Regions from separate parts of the Homo sapiens genome. Here region 2 is linked to region 1. The links are chromatin loops, found by intact Hi-C in ENCODE. Cell type or tissue: endothelial cell of umbilical vein. All regions are shown on one strand. Links, peaks and the distances in the headings refer to the core of each region. The heading gives the core; the rest is flanking DNA.

Region 1 (2,819 bases), core at 261-2,760:
TTACGAAACAGACCCAGACTTGGGAGTGTCCAGATATCCTGCTATCTGGAGAACAAAGGCATTCATAGTTTTGCTTTAAAGATAATAGTATCAATTATTGCAAAATATAGTAATTAATAAAATTAATCCTTTATCACAAACTCTTGTAGCAGAGCACATCTCCCCAAGATCTATTTTTATCCTATGTATATATATACATATATATACAAGCATTGTAACTAGGGTGGACACGTTCCTCCTCTTACTTTCAGGAACGTCCTATTCTGTCTATGGAGTAGCTGTCCTTTCACCACTTTACTTTCATTTATTTAATTAATTTTGTTTTGTTTTGTTTGTTTGTTTGTTTTTTTGAGACAGAGTCTAGCTCTGTTGCCCAGGCTGGAGTGCAGTGGCATGATCTCGGCTCACTGTAACCTTCGCCTCCTTGTTCAAGCAATTCTCCTGCCTCAGCCTCCCGAGTAGCTGGGATTACAGGTGCACACCACCATGCCTGGCTAATTTTTGTTTTTTTAGTAGACTTGGGGTTTTCCATGCCAGGCTAGTTTCGAACTCCTGACTTCAAGTGATCTGTCACCTTGGCCTCCCAAAGTGCTAGGATTACAGGCATGAGCCACCATGTCTGGCCCACTTTACTTTCTTAATAAACTTGCTTTTGCTTTGCACTGTAGACTTGCCCTGAATTCTTTCTTGCATGAGATCCAAGAACCTGCTCTTGGGGTCTGGATTGGGACCCCTTTCTGTAACACATATATCATTTTGCAAAAACATACTAGTATACTCACAGAATAAATTGGAATTGTTCCATCAGAGAGTATAAAATTATGGTAAATATTTTCATTTATTCTCCATATGTGTTGTACCAATTTATACTTTCTCAAGCAATATGTGAAGTTCACATTTCTCCCACATTCTTGATAAGACTGTGTATCAAACTTACATATCTTTATCAATCTTTATAGGTGAGAGATGTTATTGCAGTGTAATTTTATGTTTTATTTCTTTCATTATGATTCAAGTTCAGCACCTTTTCATATTTTAAGGGTTATGTGTATCTCTTTTTAATGAATTATCTGCTTATATAATTTTCACATTTTTCTAGTAGGTAATTAGTCTTACTCATTTATGGAAACCTTTTACATATTAAGAAAATTAGATCTGTTTTGTTTTTATATGAGTTACAATTTTTTCCAGTGTATGCTTTCTTCTTTTTGACTCTGCTACTAATAACCCTCCTTACTTTCTAGTTGTTGTAGGGGAGAAAAAATAATTTTCCCTACAATTCATATTTCTCATGTGGGACTCTCTCTAACAAAAGATACATTAATAGCAGGAAAATAAACACGTTTATTAACATGTATATTTTTATATGAGACAGCTAGGAAATGAGTAATTCTCTAGAGTAGATCTCAAAGAAAAGCATTTAAACTTCAGGCTTACATACCATTGTTCTCTGAAACAAAGAAAGAAGGATGTGGGGAAAGGCCTGGTTATGATATGACCAGGAAAAGCACCTTAAACAAAGATAAGGTTTGTTATGCAGATTTAAGTCAATATCTTCTCCAATTACTCATCTCTCTCTTCAGGGTGCAGAGAGGGAGACACCCTTACAAATAGAGATTTTCATTATAGATGTCAATTTCTCTTACAAAGGATCAACTTTTCAGAGCTGCTTTTATGTCTGCAGTTTCTCAAAATAATATGCCACAGAGGCATATTTTAGGGTTGTATATACTGGTCTCCTACAATCATATTTTGGGATGATGTGAGCCCCATCACTGCCTGTGAACTATTCATTTTGTAACCACCCAACTGGTTCTTCTTGCCTGCTGCCCAGATAAAGCTGATTTATCAAGACAAGGGAAATACAAGACAGAGTTTAATACACATAGAGCCAGCTAAACAAGAGACAAGAGTTTTATTATTACTCAAAGCAGCCTCCCAAAAATTTGGAGGCTAGGGTTTTTTAAAGCTAATTTGCGAGGGTTGAAGCTGTTCTCTTGCACTGAGTAGGTTCTTGGGTGGGGACAACAAGACCAGATGAGCCAGTTCACCAGTCTAGGTGGCGCCAGCTGATCCATCGGAATGTACTTCCTAAGAAATACCACAAACACCAAGCTTAGGTTTTACAATAGTAATGTTGTCTATAGGAGCAACTGAGGGGGTTGGTGATCTTGTGGCCTCTGGCTGCATGACTCCTGAGCTGTAATTTCTAATCTTGTGGCTAATTTGTTAGTTTTTCAAAGGCAGTCTGGTTCCCAGGCCAGGAGGGATTTTGTGTCAGGAGAAACTGTTGTCATCTTTGTTTCAAAGTTAAAGTATAAATGAAATTCCTCCAAAAGTTAGCTTGGCCTTCTCCCAGGAATGAACAAGGGCAGCTTAGAGGCTAAAAGCAAGATGAAGTTGGTTAGGTCAGATCTCTTTCACTGTCATAATTTTCTCACTGTTATAATTTTTGCAAAGGCAGGTGTAATTTATTATAGAACTCACCATACTACGTCATAATTCTTTCTACATTTGCTATCAGACTTTGAGGATCTCAAGAGCAGGTATCTTATTCAACTTTTCATGCCTCTTGTACATTAGCTTACCAGGTACTGAACATGAACCACAAATTTTTTTAATGAATTATTGTGTGCTTATTTTTTCTTTTGGGCTTAAATTCATGTTAAATTTTTAATGATTACATTGGTATTAGCTACATTTAACAGCATTTACAGCTTTGTTTTGTTGTGGCCCTACTTCTTCTTTTTCCTATTCTACTGATATTTAGTTCAATCAATTATGTAGGAGACCAGAATATGCCACCCTGAAATATGACT
Region 2 (2,819 bases), core at 315-2,814, 120 kb after region 1:
TCACAATAGCAATTTTATATTTACCTATGTGATTTCTCGATTGATAATGATTTCCTCCCACTTGACTCTGAGCTCTAAGGGTACAAAATCATATCTATCTTAATCACAGTTTTACCTCCAGTGTTTAGAACAGTGTCTATCATATAGTGGAAACCCAATATATATTGAATATATAGTGCACACGCAAATTCGGTTTAATGACCCCTGCTGTGTACAGATAGATAATATTTCTGTCCTTGAAATCTGTGTTTTACAGATTATTTCTGGCAATACTAACTTAATCTAAAGGTATAATTTTAATGGGAAGTACTTAGGAACTATGGGTATTAGTAAAAGAAGAGAAATATTTACATACTTAGATATTTTGTCCCTCCTCATGTCATTTGTTATTCTGCCTATTTAAAAGGCCAACTCAGCAATATGAGTATGTTATGACAAAGAGATATATGAACATATTTTAAAAGCTTCTAGAATACAAAGGTACTTTCCTCTGTCAACAGACACACACACACAGAGAAAAGTAGTTTTTTTTTTTAAATTAAAGTAACATTTGATTATCCGCTACCTGGGAGCAGAAATTGTGGCTGATTTCATTTTAGATCTCTTTTTATTGCCATTTACCATTCAGTAGCAGTTTGTGGAATAAATAAATTAATATATGAATATTTTATCTGTGCTACTGTAAGATATAAGCTATATTTATATGGAATGATCATGTTCATCATAATGCTAAGCAATGAGCCAAAGTTACACAACTAATACATGGCTGAAGACGGAGTCAAGTCCAACTGTATTAAGCTCCAAAGCCCGCCAGCCTGACAGGCCAGCAGTCAATAAGTAGTACATGCATTTGAATGCTGAGTATGTTGTACACAATATATTGTAACTTTAAACTTTCAATTACTTATTCAAAAATAATTTAATATATGCCAAAAAAAGGGCACTGACCTAAGTAGTATATGGGTTACAAAAAGATCTTATCTTTGTATGCTTGAAATGTTGGCAGTTTTAAAAGGGAAACAAAATATAGACACCTAAAATATTAAGGAAGAATAGAAGGTATCATGCTCAATGCCAAATGTGAAGCAGAGATAGAATTTTCAGAAGAATTTAGAGATGAAAGAAATAACATAAATTAGAATAAACAGGAAATTAATTGTGGGAAAGAAAGGATTTAAGATGACCTTTGAAGAGCAGATAAGATTGAGATAACCAAAAGGAATAGAAGTGCATTCCTGATAGAGGAATTTCAGGAAAGGAAAAAAATACTTATTATTATTTCATTATAACAATTTTAAATAATGCAGAGTGTTTAAAATGAAAAAGCCTTCATGAAGCATATACTACTTTGAAGATCTTTTTTTGGTTAAAAAAAAAAAGACTTCTAACACTGTAAAACTCATGATTAGTGTTGTCAATACTTACTAGCACTGTATTTGGCACTTAGCCATAAAAGCTCACATGAACTCTCAATCACATATGTTTGATAAGTTTGATAAGAGCAAGTTTCCCTAGTAATATCCATTAAATTCTGTAATCAGACTGTGCACATCACATTTTATCAAAGTAGTTAGCCTTAAGGAACTGTGATACTCTGAAATGCTCATATGACATCATAAGCTTCCCACAAAGTCGAAGGAAATTTGCTATTCAGAGTGACTTAGCACTATTCAGTGTGATTTTAAACCAAGACAAGCAGGAATGTAAACACATTGTTACAACAATAAAATCAAAAAAGACTTTTGGAACTGTAGTTCCTAATCTGTTTAATATAAGGAAATGAGTCATTTGACTCTGTCATGCAAACTCTGTTTTTTATGAAGTATAAGACTTGGTGACCAACTAAGTTGTGAGGCACAGAAGTGTCTTGGTCACAATGACTAAGTAAAGTTAAATGCCTTAATGATATAATCTACAATAAGAGAAAACTTCAATATTTAATTTGGTCTAGTTGGTCAAAAGGTATCCAGGTGAATTTTCATGTTCATATTCTTTCAAGTAAGCATCTTTCTCCTGGAAGTGTCAAAGAGAATAGCTGAGGGTCAAAGAAAGGTAGATATTTCTAAAAGTTTGGCATTGCTGGTGAACTGCTTGTCAGTGATAAAATTGCATTAAAAATATCTTAATTCAGAAAGGTACTTTATCACAGGCTTTATATCCTGAGGTAGACATGTTTATCATGTAGTCACATGACATGCATGTGTCTAACCAGTTAAAAATAATCAAGGTGATTCATAAGAATGAATTGGTTTATTTTTTCTTAATTCTTTCTACTATGCTCTTACCGTATTATGAGGAGTTCCACCCAGACTCGTACAAAAGCTGGTAATGGACCAAAGACTTCCAAAATATATGTGTAATGACCTCCAGATTTCTTTATAGTTGTTCCCAATTCAGCATAAGACAAAGCTCCTGTGAAATATTTGTCACAAAATGGTACCAATTTAATACATTTTCAAGACACCCAGCATTAGAATAGATACAATAATGTTTATATGTTGCCTGAGATGTAACTGCCTCCTTTGGTCTGAATGGCATCCTTACTCAAGACAAATAACCATCATCTAATTGCTAAGACCCGCCAAGTTCCTTTTCTAACATCCTCACAGTTGAGATTTAGTGTATTCTATTTGAACACTATAATTTTACTTGAAATGACAAAGATACATGTCTGCAACAATATCATGTGTTCCAGAATTTTGAGCTGAAAACCTGGAAATAGGGGAAAAAGAGGAGAGAGATGTCAATAATATTGACCTATTTTTAGAAGAACACAACCTCACACCAAGACAAGGCATTAGTCCAAATGTTTGAGTTAG

The links. Hi-C counts contacts between places; a loop is a spot of excess contacts. Peaks named below come from ENCODE experiments on the same cell type or tissue, not always from the same donor. Only the 100,000 strongest peaks of a DNase experiment are listed, where the experiment ranks them.
Region 2: it touches region 1 in a loop (6-fold over the local background); 3 of 110 quality-filtered maps call a loop at or near these places.

What each region holds. Positions count from the first base shown.
Region 1 is chr4:138,109,569-138,112,387 of GRCh38, forward strand. All of the region lies in intron 3 of LINC00616 (long intergenic non-protein coding RNA 616), which reads right to left. The region is part of intron 3 of SLC7A11-AS1 (SLC7A11 antisense RNA 1); the gene reads left to right. Among named protein-coding and RNA genes, the nearest start is that of LINC00616, 20 kb to the right of the region's middle. In endothelial cell of umbilical vein, for the core only: no CTCF peak of the experiment used is centred there; DNase peaks (open chromatin) are centred at 1,363 and 2,113; H3K27ac peaks cover 2,500 bases.
Region 2 is chr4:138,234,040-138,236,858 of GRCh38, forward strand. SLC7A11 (solute carrier family 7 member 11) reads right to left here. Exons shown (of 12, transcript NM_014331.4): 2 at 2,286-2,412. Among named protein-coding and RNA genes, the nearest start is that of SLC7A11, 6.9 kb to the right of the region's middle. In endothelial cell of umbilical vein, for the core only: no CTCF peak of the experiment used is centred there; a DNase peak (open chromatin) is centred at 1,642; H3K27ac peaks cover 2,500 bases.